2 separate regions of the Homo sapiens genome follow, and region 2 is linked to region 1. A link is a contact called in ENCODE Hi-C or POLR2A ChIA-PET data. All regions are on one chromosome and are shown on one strand. The core of a region is the stretch at or near the end of the contact, and the rest is flanking DNA. Distances in the headings are between cores, read along the strand shown. Region 1 holds the start of OSBPL1A (oxysterol binding protein like 1A). Region 2 has its middle 31 kb from the start of HRH4.

Evidence for each region. A loop is a pair of places that touch in the nucleus more often than their neighbours do. ChIA-PET counts read pairs that join two places held with the same protein, here RNA polymerase II (POLR2A). Pooled maps may share reads with other maps.
Region 2: a loop to region 1 is called in a pooled map, with 4 times the contacts of the local background. The contact joins the enhancer-like site here to the promoter of OSBPL1A in region 1. A Hi-C loop is called at or near these places in 6 of 50 pooled maps. POLR2A ChIA-PET finds 5 or more read pairs at or near these places in 4 of 52 experiments (CD4-positive, alpha-beta T cell, Panc1, WTC11 and 1 more).

Annotation. Positions count from the first base shown.
Region 1 is chr18:24,396,574-24,404,467 of GRCh38, reverse strand. It overlaps OSBPL1A (oxysterol binding protein like 1A), which reads left to right and starts at 6,644. Exons shown (of 28, transcript NM_080597.4): 1 at 6,644-6,813. LOC124904268 (a long non-coding RNA gene) reads right to left here. Exons shown (of 3, transcript XR_007066314.1): 3 at 1,753-3,368. RefSeq lists a silencer at 6,581-6,710.
Region 2 is chr18:24,487,759-24,495,652 of GRCh38, reverse strand. No RefSeq gene overlaps it. Among named protein-coding and RNA genes, the nearest start is that of HRH4, 31 kb to the right of the region's middle. RefSeq lists an enhancer at 3,263-3,432 and a silencer at 3,613-3,672. Within about 2 kb of position 2,957, at least 2 of the 41 ENCODE cell types and tissues checked have a DNase peak (open chromatin) inside an H3K27ac peak, as active enhancers do.

The sequences.
Region 1 (7,894 bases), core at 5,395-7,894:
GCTAAGTGTAAATACCATGACTTCTTTTCTTTTTTTTTTTTTTTTTTGAGACGGAATCTCACTCTGTCACCCAGGCTGGAGTGCAGTGGCGTGATCTCTGCTCACTGCAAGCTCCGCCTCCAGAGTTCACCCCATTCTCCTGCCTCAGCCTCCCTAGTACCTGGGACCACAGGCGCCTGCCACCATGCCTGGCTAATTTTTTTTTTGTATTTTTAGTAGAGATGGGGTTTTGCCATGTTAGCCAGGATGGTCTCGATCTCCTGACCTCATGATCCGCCCACCTCGGCCTCCCGAAGTGCTGGGATTACAGGCGTGAGCCACCGCACTCGGCCAATACCATGACTTCTAAATGTCTTCTCTATTCTAGTCCTCCTAAATCCTTTAGAATTTATTTTACTTACCATTTTTGGCTGTTATGGCTTGTCTTTTTTATGAGTTTTAATTGTATACTTTGCCTACCAAATTAGATTATAAACTTCATGAGGCCAGGAATTTGTATATAAATGTATAACTTCTTTGCTGCACTCCCTGCTTTCTTTCTCCAATCTAACTCCACCACCTCCTTCCCCCTGGTCTCTATTAAGTGAGAAAAATTAGCTACCACCAGACAGCAGTGGAGAGGTCAGAGATGACATGTATGGAAAAAAGGCCATAGGTTTAGAAAAATTGATATTATAATAGGACTTACTAAGATAAGACTTTCCTACCCTCTTTGGCTTCACAGAAAAAGTTGTGATTTGTTTAATTCTGTGTTAGTCTAACTGTGTTAGACTACCATGACTAGTTGGAGCATGAAGATGGGTTGAGACATGGGGGAATGTAAGCCTGGAAAAGAAATATCAAGGTAGCTCATGACTGTTGTCTTCAAACATTTTTGTTTTTTTTGAGACAGCCTCTAACTCTGTTGCCAGTGCTGGAGTGCAGTGGCACGATCATGGCTCACTGCAGCCTCGACCTTCTGGGCTCCGGTGATCCTCCGGTCTCAGTCTCAGACTACAGGTGTGTGCCACCATGCCCAGCCTTTTTTTTTTTTTTTTTTTTTTTTTTGGTAGAGACAAGGTTTTGTCATGTTGCCCAGGCTTGTCTTGAGCTCCTGGGCTCAAACGATCTGCCCGCCTGGACCTCGCAAAGTGCTGGAATTATAGGCGTGAGCCACCATGCCTGGCCCCGCATTCTTAATGTTGGAAAACAAATGGTTGGGCTGCACTGTGAAGTAGTGACCTGCCTGTCTGGAAAGTTCCCAGCCACAGACAGGGGTGGGAAAACTTCTTCCTAATGTGATTGAGGACAGTCTGGCTTTAGGCTTGAGGTTGAACTAGATTATTTCTGAGGACTCTAACAAATCTAACACCAGGAGTCAGTGATTTGGTTCATACTTCCAATTTAGGCCCAGAGACTGCCGGCCCATGAAGTTCCCACCCTTGATCTTTGTGACTTCAGTGAATAAAGTAAAATCACCTTCTATTGTAACTCATTGAGAATGGGGCCTTTGACCTGTATTAGGTGCTGACAGGTGACTGAGATATAGATAGCGGTGGTTAGTAGGTATCTGGAAAAGAGATGTATTTCAGAAGAGTCAGAAGAGCGAAGAACAACATGAGACCCTGAAGAGATGGCTGTTGAAAGGAAAGGAGGTATCCACAAGGTTGTTGGTTACAGATTAAAATGGGAGAGATGAGAACAGGAAAGGGGGTAGTAATGGTGTATTAGGCTCTTTCTGGGCTCAAGGAATAGAAAAACACTCAGGTTACATCAGATAAAGAGTAAGAATTTATTGCAACAATACAGAGACATAAAAGCAGAGACATCACGCTGCTGCAGAAGGTTGTTGAAGATTTAACTGCAGCCCACCATTCTGGACCTCTCAGCAGGGGGCGCCATCCTTTGCTCCCTACCCTAGTGTTTCCGCACTCTGGGGTCTCAATCATTCTCTCTCTGCTCTTGCTTCTGCCGCTCCTGGTCATCTTTTCTGTATTCTCCTTTAGGCTGTCCCATGGCTTCTGCTTACTCTCTGCTCTCACTTCCCTCTGTGAGCCTTTCTGCATCTACCTTGACTAAGGACTGTCCTTTGCATGCGTCACGGTTAAACCTACCCAAGAGAGAAATCTAGATGGTTCAATGCTACTCAGTATAGAGATTTCCTGTTGGGCAAAGCACATATACCAGGCCTTTGGTAAGCCTAATAGAAAGGTGCCATTTAGGAGGCCCTGCTCTTGCTCCTTCAGCTGAGCCAAGAATTGTAGGTTGCATAATGAAGTCCTCAAAAAGGGGCAATAGGCAGGGCAGACTTTCCAAGGCTTCCTAGAAGGGGTCATGTGACTGTCAGGCACACTGCTTGAGCAGACAATTAGGGATAGAAAAGCGGAATATATTCTTTTTTGTTTGTTTGTTTGTTTGTTTTTTGAGGCAGGGTCTCTGTCTCCCAGGCTGAAGTGCAGTGATGTGATCTCAGTTCACTGCAGCCTCCACCTGCCAGGTTCAAGTGATCCTCCCACCTCAGCCTCCTCAGTAGCTGGGACTACAGGCCACACCACCATGCCTGGCTAATTTTTGTTTTGTAGAGACAGAGTTTCTCCATGTTGACCAGGCTAAGCAGGGTATATTCATGATGAATAAAGAAAGGCCAGGTGAGGTGGTTCATGCCTGTAATCCCAGCACTTTGGGAGGCCAAGGTGGGCAGATTGCTCAAACCAGAGTTTGAGACCACCCTGGGCAACATAGTGTGACCCTGTCTCTATAAAAAATAAACAAAAGTTAGCTGGGCATGGTGGCTCGCGCCAGTAGTCCCAGCTACTTGGGAGGCTGAGGTGGGAGAACTGCTTGAGCCTGAGAGGTTGAGGCTGCAGTGAGCCATGATCATGCCACTGTACTCTAGCCTGGGTGACAGAGCAAGACCCTCGTCTCAAAAATAAAAAAAATAAAGAAAAAAAAAAAGAAAAAGCAAGCTAAGGGCTAAAGGTTGAGTTGAAAATGTTGCCCAAGGAGAACATACCTTATGGGAAAAGCTATGAAAGACTATCTCTCAACTTTGCTTCTTCTGAAGAAAGACAAAAGGATAGGAAAATGAAAATAATTGGAACATATTCTTTCCCAGTGTTGGCACTGAGGAAAAACTATAGACTATTCCTACTACCCACATCCCCAGGAGTGCCCTAATCCGGCCTTTGCCAAGCCAGATTTCCAGCTGTTTCTTTGATGTCTGAGTGATATATTCTTTATTTGCTTAAGTTAGCCAGCACCAGTGCTTGCTGCTTACAACCAAGAAACTCTACAGAAGACATAAGGGTCTCTTCCAAACTTTTTGTGTGGGGAACCAGCAAAATCAATCACTGCTGGAAGGCAGTTGCTTAGACATCTGTGTGTCATACCTGCAGGAAAAGAGAGATGGGTACAAAATTAAGTCTAGACCAAAAGAATTTAATATCTGAAACTATACCAATTCATTCCTGTTATTAAATAAACTGAGTGAAATGGCACAAATGACAAATAACAAATTTAGACCACTTTTAAGAGAGAAAAACTCCCAATGACCTCATAGCTTTGATGGTCTGGAGTTAATAGTAACTACAAAGTCTTTCATATGTAGGTATAAGGGAATGATTCATTTCCCTCAACTCAATGGTTTATCTGCATTCGCCTGATGACATCTGACCTACTTTTCAGTATTCCAGGCAGTAATTACCCAAAGCCCTCCCCAAAGTCTCAGTCCATAAAATCCTCCTTTTAATGAGACTTAAGCCTTTAGCGTGTTCCTGCACCACTTCAAAGTCACACTGGCACCAGGGGAGTGTTTTTAAAACATGCAATGCACTAAGTGCATTCTGGGATGTCTCAGGCTTGAGACAAAACTGCAAGGACCAGACATTAGGTACTACAATCTAAAGAGGATCACATTCTGAAGGAGGTCATTGGAATGCGGGGAGGGGGATGACAGTAGAGAGATTTGGGCTCCTAAGTTTCCTGAAACAAAAGAGTCCAAGGTGAATCCAGTCTGAACCAGGCAATGAACAATTCTGATGAAGCCCATCCCAGTCTTAAGTTACCCGGTTCACTTTTCAATGTGGGTCAGGCAGGCCCGGGAATGGCAGGGCCAGGGGTTAGATACTCCCAAATCCATTTCACAACCAGTCAGAGCTTCCATTGCAATTCCTACTTATATATGTAGGGATTATATTACTAGTTACTTTAATATGCCGCATCTGCAAAGTTAAAATATCTATCTGCCTAAAGCTCAGAAAGGAATATGAAGGAAAATATTTATTAACTAGTTCCAGAGGTTCTACTTCTGCCAAATGTTTCTTAAAATAGAGTATGATATGACGGGGACAATCTAGTGATAGTTTTGTTATTCTAGAACTGCACTGCCCAATATGGTAACTGCTATCCACATGTGGCTATTTAAATTAAATAAAACTTGAAACCGTCAGTCACACTGGCCACATTTCAAGTACTCAATAGCCACATGTGGCTAGTGGCTACTGTACTGGACAAGGTAGAATTATAGAACATTTCTATCATCGCAGAAAGTTCCATTAGACACAGTGTTCTAGAATAATGAATTCTGTTATGCCATCATGGTGATTTTACCTGTACTAGCCGTCAATAATATAAATGCCCATGAGATATCTTTTCTGCATATTTTATGGAAATACCAAATAAAGTCCTTTAAAGATACAGTATAAATAGTAATGCTATCAAGATTGGAACTTCTCTTATTGATAACTGTAGTGATTACTACTTCATCCTCCTATTGACTGCAATCTGTTTTTCATTTGCAAACTGTAGAAGGGAGTTGCAAAGTGCAAGTTGTGAATTTAGGTAATTAAATCATCACAGAGAGAATGAAGGCTTTCATGGAATCATGGAAAATTATTTCAGTAGCCAATTATTATTGTCATTATTTCGGTAGTTTTATTTTGGCTATGAAGATGGTTCAAGGCTGGGTGTGGTGGCTCACACCTATAATCCCAGCACCTTGGGAGGCTGAAGTGGGTGGATCACCTGAGATCAGGAGTTTGAGATCAGACTGACAAACATAGTGAAACCCTATCTCTACTAAAAATACAAAAGTTAGCCGGGTATGGTGGCACGCACCTATAGTCCCAGCTACTTAGGAGGCTGAGGCAGGAGAATCGCTTGAACCTCGGAGGCAGAGGTTGCAGTGAGCTGAGATTGCACCACTGCACAAGAGTAAAACTCCATCTCAAAAAAAAAAAAAAAGATGGTTCAATATCCTTAGATAGTAAGCCCTGAGGTTTCTTCTTTTCCAGACAAATACAGCTGCTTTAGTTACCACACATTTTGCAGTTGAAGTATTGTGCTAGTAAAGTGCCTGCTTTGTTAATAAAAGATGATGCCAGCCTGAGATACACCAGCAGGATTGCTTGTGGTATCCAAAAACATCATTTCAAAAGATCTGCCATATGCTGTTTCACACATATCACAATGACCAAAAGGGCCTATTATAGGTTCTCAATACATGCTTCTAGACTTGATGGAAAAACTACAGTCCTTTTAAAAATGATACCTATTTATTACTTTTTCATTGCAAAAGAACATGTTCATTAAATACATTTAGAAAATTCAGGAAAGCAGAAATCAGTTTTCGTATGCTCGTAATTTCCTGTCTTTTTAGTTATGCAGAAATGCTTTTAAAAAGCAAAGCTGTGGCCTGCAGGGGTGACTCACGCCTGTAATCCCAACACTTTGGGAGGCCCAGGAGTTGGAGACCAGCCTGGGCAACATAGGGAGAGTCTGTCTCTACTAAAAATACAAAACTTGTCCGGGCGCGGCAGGGCGCGCCTGTAGTCCCAGTCCCTTGATTACCCGCCTGTAGTCCAGCTGAGGCCGGAGGATCGCTTGAACCCAGAAGACGATGCTGCAGTGAGCCGAGATCGCGCCACTACACTCCAGCTTGGGAGACAGAGTGAGACCTTGCCTCAAAAAAAGAAAAAAACAAAAACGGTGGAATTATACTAGAGTTTGAACCTTCACGTTATAGACTATTTGCTAACTCCTCTAGCTAGACGCCTTGTGCATGGAATCTGGAGGAGAGGAGGTGAGGAAATTTTGTAAATCCTTGTCTCACGCATATCTATTCTATAATGGTTACACCTGTATGGCATTTTAAGCGCTTCCTTTCACAGGTGAAAGTAAAAGGAGGTGTTTTTTTGTAAATTGTCTAATTTACATTGCCAATTAAGTTCCCACGGGTCGAGTTGCAGCCAAAGCAAAAAAGAAAAAAATCTGGGCAGCTGGATAACCTATTGCTTAATGACAGACTTCAGACTATTAACCCAGGACTTATATTTTGCCTGGGGACGCGAGTCTTCCACTGGCTCACACGGGCGGTTCCTTGTAGTCTCCGGGTAAGGCCTGCCACTTCTTCCCTCGGGGTGTGGTGGGAGGAGCGCGAAGGCTTTACGCGTCCCTAGTAGCTGGCAAAACCTGGAACCAGCGCCGGTGGCCCAGGCGGGACAGGAGCGGGCCGGGGGCGTGGGCAGGCCAGGCAGGGGCGGGGAGTGGGCGGGGAACGGGCGTGTCCCCGCTGCGGTCACGTGTCGGGAGGGATGCCAGCTCGCCAGGAGGATGCGCGTTCCAGGGGCGGGCTGCGGGGAGGGGCGGCGCCACCTCGCGCTCCGCCGTGGTCCCGGCGCCGGGTCCCGGAGACAGACGTTACGCGGGCTCGAGCGTCCTCGGGGAGTGCCAGCCAGAGTTGGTGACGACCACTTCCTCGACGTGGGGCGGGCGGACGGGAAGCCTGGGGTCGTGGCCACCGCCTCGGGAGCTCTGGGAGCCCGGGTGACCGCGTAGGTCAGTTTCTCGCGGCTGTCCACGCCTGGAGTTCGAGGCCGGTTCCCGCGCTGACGGGTTCCCGCCGGGCTGCGCTCGGGAGGTCTGTCCGCGCCTGGTTGGGGGTGGGCGCTCCCGTCCCGGGCGTCTCAGAGGATGGTCGGGTCGTGGCGCGGCGACGCAGGGCTGCAGCCGAGCTCGGCTTCCCGGCGGCCGCTGGCTGCTCCAGCGCTGCAGGAAGTTAGGCGTTAAAAGTAACAAGATGTTGGCGTTTGTTGCACTTCCCACTCGGGTGCCACGACCATGCTGGTGCCGCATGCATCCCCTACCAGATCTTCAGCTGCGTGCCTTCTCGGTACTTTCGTGTGTCCATGTGACTTTTTAATTTCCTCCTAACAAGAGGAGGATTGATGCACAATGGAAGTCACGCATTGTTCATGTGACCGTTTCCCAATGTACCGCGTGGTCGGTTCTACAAGCATGAACGAATATCCAAGGGAGATTCTGAAACTGAATGAGAGCGCAGCTGCACAATAGACTTTAACAATTCACTTATCCCGCTGCCCTAATGATTGGCAGGAGGCATTGAAAAGGGTTATTCTGATTTAGTATTAGTTTTCAGTTCAAGTTGTCGTTTTTAGGCAGACGGTATTGTGAAATGGAACTGTGGGCAGTGTGATATTCTTAGCTTAAATAAGGTTGCTTGAATGTTGCAAATGTGGCTATTAGGTGTCTGTGAATAGTTAATAATATAATTAAATCAGCTTTAAAATCGGTGATGTGTTTTCCCTGAAAACTTCAGTCTTTGCCCTGTAATAGGTGCATTCTGGATTTGGAGTTTGGAACCTCCTCACCTCTTTACTCAGCATCTGGGAAATAATTTGCAGATTCGTTTTGAGGGGTAGAAGTATTTGCAGTCTAACCCCGATACAATGAATTTTTTGCAGCAGTTTGATAGGTATAAATTCTGAACCACCCCCCTCCCTCCCCACCCCAAGCTGGAATTGTGAAGATTTCTTAATTACAGCATAGTAACAAAATCCACCTTTTAATTCCCTAATTCTAAACCACTAGGTGGGCTTTGTCTACAGTTTATAGGGGG
Region 2 (7,894 bases), core at 1,708-4,207, 95 kb before region 1:
TGGGTGCAGGAATGTGCACATCTTCACCTGCACTGTATGCTCTCGGTCAAAGCAGCTACAGGGCCTACCAATCTCCCGGGAAAGGAGACATGGACCCAATCTCTTGAAAGAAAGATTGTCAACCAATTTGTGTCCATCTTTAATCTGCCTCAAGGATGTCAAGACTTGGAATAGGTTGGCTATGATTGCTCAGAGATGTGACCCTTCGTTTTCTTCATGAAATTTCTGGATTGGTGTGATTATTATGCACTAAAGTCCATCTAAGTCACTTTAAATGATTTTCTTCGCATGAAATCTGTTGATAATCATGCTTAAACCACTTTCCCTCCTTTAAGTTAGAGTACAAGAGTGAGTTCTTAAGAGTTATTTTTTCTACTGTAGAATGCTTTGAAACACATCTCTTCCAGCTCCAAGATCTACGTATATTCATGAAATCCTTAATTTAGTTTCTGCCAATGATTTAAACACTATTTTTATCATAATACTTACCACCACCAAATGTATATAAATGCAAAATCATATGTCCTAGATCAGTTTTAATGTCATGAATGATGTTTATCAGATTATCTCAAGTAAGAAGTGAATTCATTTGATGTTATCTAAAAATCTTAAAGATTACAAATGTGTTATTACAGTTGTGTGTTTATGGTATGAAGCTCCTACTTTAGAGTGAAGCTCTTGTAGGTGAAATAACAATTTTCTTTGAAGAATTTTACCTCGTAGCTAAATTTGCTGAGAATAAACCATTCCATCAAGTGGGAGATACTGGCCTATGAGTACTGCATGTTGACAAATAAGGTTGTTAAACCATGGAGACCAAGGAGAACATTCTTTACAATGAAGCGGTTGAGGTGGTCACCACCTTAACCAAACAATCAAACTCACAACCACATCACTAATGGTGTAACAACCTGATGTTAAATGCCTCCCAGCATGATACAGTAGGAAGTAAATGGTACCAACTGTAAAATAATCTTGCCCAAAATGACTTGACTCTAATTGAGCCTTAATATCTTTCAGTAAGCCTTTCTCAGCTAGTTCCTCAACTGAACCATGGATCCACAGAATATGAGTTGAGTGATGATTGTCAGTTCTCCTAAGAATGGAACATAACTACTACTATTCTAGTTGCATGGGATAGAAGTTAATTCACGACCTAAAATGAGTGCCTTAGGACAACACACCTCAATTCTCTCATGGGTCCCCAGTTGTGAAGGGTCAAGTTCAATGAGAAAATAATCAGACAAATCCAGAATGTAACATATTCTACAAAACAACTCATCTACTTTCTCCAAAGAGAAAATATCGTGGGGGAGAAAAAAAAACATGATGATTATTAATTAAAGGACTCTAAAGACTTCAGTCACAGTCGATGATAGTTTATGCCTCTTTTTGGCTTTCATCTACAAGGATTCATACAGCCTGTGCTCTTGTATCAAGCTTCTTTCACTCAACATGTCTGAGATTCATCTATGCTATTGCAAGATGCAGTATCTCTTTCCTTTTGTTACTGTGTAGCATTTCTTTGTATATACATATGCCACAATTCAGTTATCTATTTTATTGTTGATGGATATCTGTGACATTTCCAACTTGGGGACATTGTGAATAAAGCTGTTGTAAGCATTCTTGCACGGGTCTTTGATGGCATATGCAACTCTGTGGTGTAGACTTAGGAGACGAATTACTGGTTCATAGAATCAGTATCTATTGAAGGGTTTTAAATACTGCCAACAATTTTCCTAAGTGGTTCAACCAATTTGCACTTTCAGCCAAAGGATCTGGGAGGTTCAGTTGTTTCATACCCTTGCCCCTTCTAGGGGATGGGGAAGAGGTCATATTGACAGAGAAACAGCTTGGGGCAACCTTCAGGGGCAATAAAAATATTCCATATATCAACCTGGTTGGTGGTCATATAGGGGTCACAATTTTTACATAAGTATGTAAAAATTGATCAAGGTACAGGTTTAAGGTTATACACTTGTATGTAGGTTCTGCCTCAATGAGAGATGAGAGAGCAAGAGATTAAAAAGACAACAACCAAATGTAACGGGTGAAACTTGATTGGCTCCTGGTTCAAAACAAAAAACACTTATCAGAGACAGTTTTGAATCACTTGGAGAAGTTTTAATATGGCCTGGATATTAGATGTTATTAGGGAATTCTTTTTCATTATCTTAGGTGTGATCATTGTATTGGGGTTATTTAGGAGAATGTTAGTATTAGGAAATGCATGCTCGGGTATTTAATTAGGGATAAATTGTCATGCTGCCTGTAACTTACTTTCTAATGTTTCAGCAAATGTGTCTGTGTGTGGGCGGGGGGGGGGGGTCTGTGTGTGTGTACACATAAAGATAAAAACAAAACAACAAAACAAATATGGAAAAAAATGTTAACCATTGTTGAATCTAGGTGGTGGATATGAACTTGTTATATTATTTTTTCAACTTTTCTGAATATTTAAAACTTTCCAAAACAAAAATAAAATGTGTTTGGGGGAAGATATAGAGAGTTGAAGTGACCAGCTTAAAATAACAAGGTAACAAGGAGAAGACCCTAAAAGAAAATTCTAGCAATCTTGACCCTCTCTGTGCCATCCTGTACATTGTCGCTTCCCGGTGTTCAAGACTGATTGTTAAATTTGAATATGTTTTTTAAATTTTATTTCCTTCTTCAAAGTGCTTCCAAGAGTCTAACAGGAAAGCACAAAGACACCCCTAGATTTCTCTTATAAATAAACTTGCATTCTGCCTGCAAATCAAACCTCCCCCTGCCCCCATCTCTCGCCTGTTACACAGCTACTTTCAAAATCACTCCACAATCATTTGACCCATGTCCATATTCCCTTTTTCTAATGCAAAAGCTAAATTGAAAGCTAAGCGGCCCTGGCAGCCCACAAAACCCCATGATTTCTGCCCTGAGCGGGAGGGGACCCGGTGAAACGCCGCGCCGCTGTTTCAGGTTCACTGCCCAGCTGCCACGCTCAGCCGAGCTTCTCAGGTGGCTGGGCCACTTTGAAGGTTTACTTTCAATTAAAAAAAAAAATAAGAAAGAAGCCAAATCAGCAGCTGTCAGGGATGCAGGGGAGATTTATTCCGGGTGGTCAAAGGGGAGCGTGGTCCCCAGTAAAGGCCTAAAGTTAGGCAGGAAGGAAATTCAAGCTGGAGAGAGAAATTCCTCCTGGCAAGGTCAGCCGATGCTGGGCTAGTCCTTCTGGGTAAGGCTGCCCGATTCCTATTGCTGGACCTGCTCAAAAGGGAGCCGAGGAGTCGGCTTGCAGACACTTGGAGAGTGGGTTTGGGGAGGGAGACTGTCCAGGGGGAGCTTTGAAAGCAGAGCTTATTAATCAGATGAAACCAGGCCTGAGGGATCCAAACATGACTGATTTTCAAATTGCTTCCTGATTCAAAAGCTGGTGTTGCCCACCTCAAAATGTGATGAGGTGAAGAGGCCAGGTCCCTGGGCAGTTCTGCATGCATCGAGCTTCCATTGAAGTCGGCCTGTGTGAAGAAGCAGAGCAGCTGTGCAGAGCGGAGCTGGAGTGGGGGGCTGTGGTTTTATCACCTTTCATTTCCTGTCTCAGTTCTGATATGGCTTTAGACGTTTCACATGCAAGTGTGAAAACTAGCATGTGCTTTGCAGAAGGAATCAGCCAAGCGCCCCGCTAACCCTGATCAATGCCCTGGTAACTTCTAGAACCAATCAGTCAAGCTACATGCATGGGTTTTAAACTATTCTCATCCCCTCTCCCCTGTTTACAGCCATGTTATTTATCCACGCAATCCCGGAAGTAATTGGAATATAGAAGCTCGAGTGGGTTCTATGCCCTCTCCATTTCCTCTGGACGTACTAATTATCCATGTTATACCCGCTTGCTTCTTACCATGGGTAATAAGGGTTATCACTGACGCTGTTAGTTAAGCTAATAGACATTGCCCAGATATCCCAGACCTCATTAGGTATTTAAGATACCTATATGTTTTTTATATTTTTATATATATTTCAAATACCTATATTTATTTTATATTTGTATGCATTTTAAATACCTAATGAGGTATTTAAAATACATAAATGTATGTAAATATATGTATTTAAATAAATACATATATGTATATATAAAATACATATATGTATATATAAAATACATATATGTATTTAAATAAATAAATATATGTATATATAAAATACATATATGTATTAATATATGTATATATAAATACATATATGTATTAATATATGTATATATAAATACATATATGTAATTTAATATACGTATATATAAATACATATATGTTTTTATATGTATATAAATACATATATGTATTTTAATATACGTATATATAAAAACATATATGTACTTAAATATACATGTATTTAAAATACAGATATATGTATTTAAATATACATGTATTTAAAATACAGATATATGTATTTTAAATATACATGTATTTAAAATACAGATATATGTATTTAAATATACATGTATTTAAAATACAGATATATGTATTTAAAATACAGATATATGTATTTAAATATATATGTATTTAAAATATGTATATATACACATATAGACAGAGATTTAATTTTTTAAAAGCAAACAAAATTACAATGAATTAAGCCCATTTTGTCGGATTTCCAGACGTTGACCTTCTTGTATCTCTCCTGTCATTTCTGACAGTTCCCAAAGAGAGGCCCTTGCACACGTCCATAAACCAGTCTGTCAAAGGAAATCAGCCTGAAGCAGCCACCCTCTTTTGAGTCGTGGCTCTGGTTGTCACTTGCCCTTGTCCACCACGTGGACCTTCTGGGTGGGAAGCCTCAGCGCTTCCAGTGCCCATCTGGAGAATGCAGTGGTTATGCAGGCCTCCAGATGACACGTTTCTTCCATGGGAGCTCCACATTCCATCTGGGTTGTCAAAATGCTGGGTTCCTTGCATCATGGACAAAAATGACTTCCTCTCTGGCTCTGTATCACATTGTGACATCTGGTCACTAAGGCAGCTCTGTTATGCCAAGAGAATCACAAAGTGTCTTTTGAAAGGTTTTATCAACTTTTGTGTTTATAAAATAATTCATAACTTCTGGTCATCATTCCTCTATCCAGAGGAGTTCAAATATAAGCCAGGAAGATAATTACATTATACACTGCTTTCTTTTTCTTCCTCTTTCTTCCCAGCTCCTTTTTCCCCACTTTTATTCCCCGATTTTCTTCTCCAAAATATTTTTCTTTCTCTTTCCCAAGTTACAGAACAAAATCTCATAAGATTTTAGTATACAAAACACATATTGATAGAGATGGAATGAACGTATTAACTCTATTAACACTATCTGGGACTGTCCCTAGTCAGTTGCAATTTTTAATAAATCTAAAAAGCCAAGCTGGGCATGGTGGCTCACGCCGGTAATCCCAGCACTTTGGGAGGCCACTGTGGGTGGATCACCTGAGGTCAGGAATTCGAGACCAGCCTGGCCAACATGGTGAAACCCTGTCTTTACTAAAAATACAAAAATTAGCTGGGCGTGGTGGCACGTGCCTGTAATCCCAGCTACTCAGGAGGCGGAGGCAGGAGAATCACTTGAACCTGGGAGGTGGAGGTTGCATTGAGCCAAGGTCGAACCACTGCACTCCAGCCTGGGTGACAGAGTGAGAGTCTGTCTAAAAAAAGAGAAATAGGCTTATTTTGTGAATTATAAATAATGCCTACATCATGAAATAGATCAATCCTGAAAATTTGACCTTAGAACAATTTTCACCAAAACATACATTATTTCCCCCATTAGCATCTATTATATTATCAAAGACAGAGTTTCATAAAAGCAAAAATTTGAGTGTAACAGATGACCCAATTTAAATAATATAAAATATGTGGGGTAAGATAAAGATTTGATGGGGAAGGGGTACCATATGTCTTTATGTGAAGGAATGGCACAAATGTAAAAGGTTAAGTAGATGTTTTGGTACAACTTATAGAAACAGTAAACGTCACCCCAACATGCACATGCTGCCTCAGTGACCAAGAAGGAAGTCACCCCATGGCTAAAGATAACGACTTAAAATGTGTAATGAGAGGCCGGGCGCAGTGGCTCATGCCTGTAATCCCAACGCTTTGGGAGGCCAAGGTGGGCGGATCACTTGAGCTCAGGAGTTGGAGACCAGACTGGGCAACATGGTGAAGCCCCGTCTCTACAAAACACACACACACACACACACACACATACACACAAATTAGTCAGGCGTGGTGGTACATGCCTGTAGCTTCAGTTGCTCGGGGGGCTGAGATGGGAGAATCACTTGAGCACGGGAGGTGGAGGCTACAATGAGCTGAGATTGTGCCACTGCATTCCAGCCTGGGCAACAGAGCGAGGCCCTGTCTCAAAATAAATAAATAAATAAAATGTGAATTAGATTCATGGAAAATGGTGTAATATGAAATTAGAAACTATTTTTGTAATAAAAATCGTATCACTGTTTATACCCTGATCATTTAATTACAAAAGAAGCTCTGTTGCTTCTTTTGGGGTTGGGCATTAACTGGAACTGAGCTACAATACCAACTATAGCCAGTAGATGGTGCTTTCGTAAAGGAAAAAAAGAATAGAAGTTGAAAATTCTGCTTCTGGGGAGATATTTGAAGTTAGAGATCTTGAATTTACTGGATACTTAACATGTGGTTTTTACTAAGAAATAGACAGCTACTTTGAGAGCTCACTGGGAACTGGGGATGTAAGAGTAGATATAAGAGAAATGCCAACAGAAGAATTGTTTAGGAAAGATGGACATAGGTTTGTGAATGGGTAAGATAAGAAGTACCTTTTTTCAGTGGATTTTGAGGAAGTAAGATTTTTTTAAAGTTGTGGAGGTCCTGGAGTGTGGCTATTTTTAAAAAGCCAAAAGCTTTTAGTTGGGGCACAGTGGCTCATGTCTGTAATCCCAGCACTTTGGGAGGCCAAGGTGGGGTGGATCGCCTGAGGTCAGGAGTTCGAGACCAGCCTGGCCAATATGGTGAAACCCCATCTCTACCAAAAATACAAAAATTAGCCGAGCATGGTGGCGGGCTGTAATCCCAGCTACTCAGGAAGTTGAGGCAGGAGAATCGCTTGAACCTGGGAGGTGGAGGTTGCAGTGAGCCAAGATCATGCCACTGCACTCTAGCCTAGGTGACAGAGCAAGACTTCATCAAAAAAAAAAAAAAAAAGCCGGTAGTTTTTAATATTGTTAGGAAAGATTCAGGAATGACACTAATGACATAGATACAGAAAAAACTTTTCTACTTACCTTATAGTCTCAGGGGATTTTAAGGGATTCTTGAAGAAGTGATTCTGGTTTGTAATGTCACAGGGCAGCGAGGTGTGTGTGTGTGTGTGTGTGTGTGTGTGTGTAATGTGGATAGGAGGTGGATGGGGTGGGTTGTGTGGTGTGTGGAGTGGATATTGGGGGTGGATATGTGTGGGTTGGTGTGGGCCTGTGTCTGTGTGGATGAACAGAAGTGTGTCACGCGTGGAGAGGGCAGGTGTGGGGGTGGATGCAGCGAAGTGCGTGTGTGTGCACGTATGCCCTCATGTGAGCACCTGGGGCAGCCTTACCTTCTAGCAGGGGAGAAGGAGAAGTCATTGTTTTATCATTTTTTAGGGCGTTTATGTAGCCTTAACTGATTTTCTGAGTTTAATTTAATACAAAATATTGAGAAGTGAGTGGGGTGCTGTGATCAGACTGCTTTACATTGTAACACAAAACAACCCTACCCGTGTACTCAGTAGCTGCACAGACAGAACCAGAACAGAGAAAAACTATGTGGAGCTACTGACATCTGGTGGACAACACAGAGACTGCTGACATGGATGGGGGAAAGACCTAACTTCGGGATTTTGTTGATTTAGATTTGCTTTTTAGTTT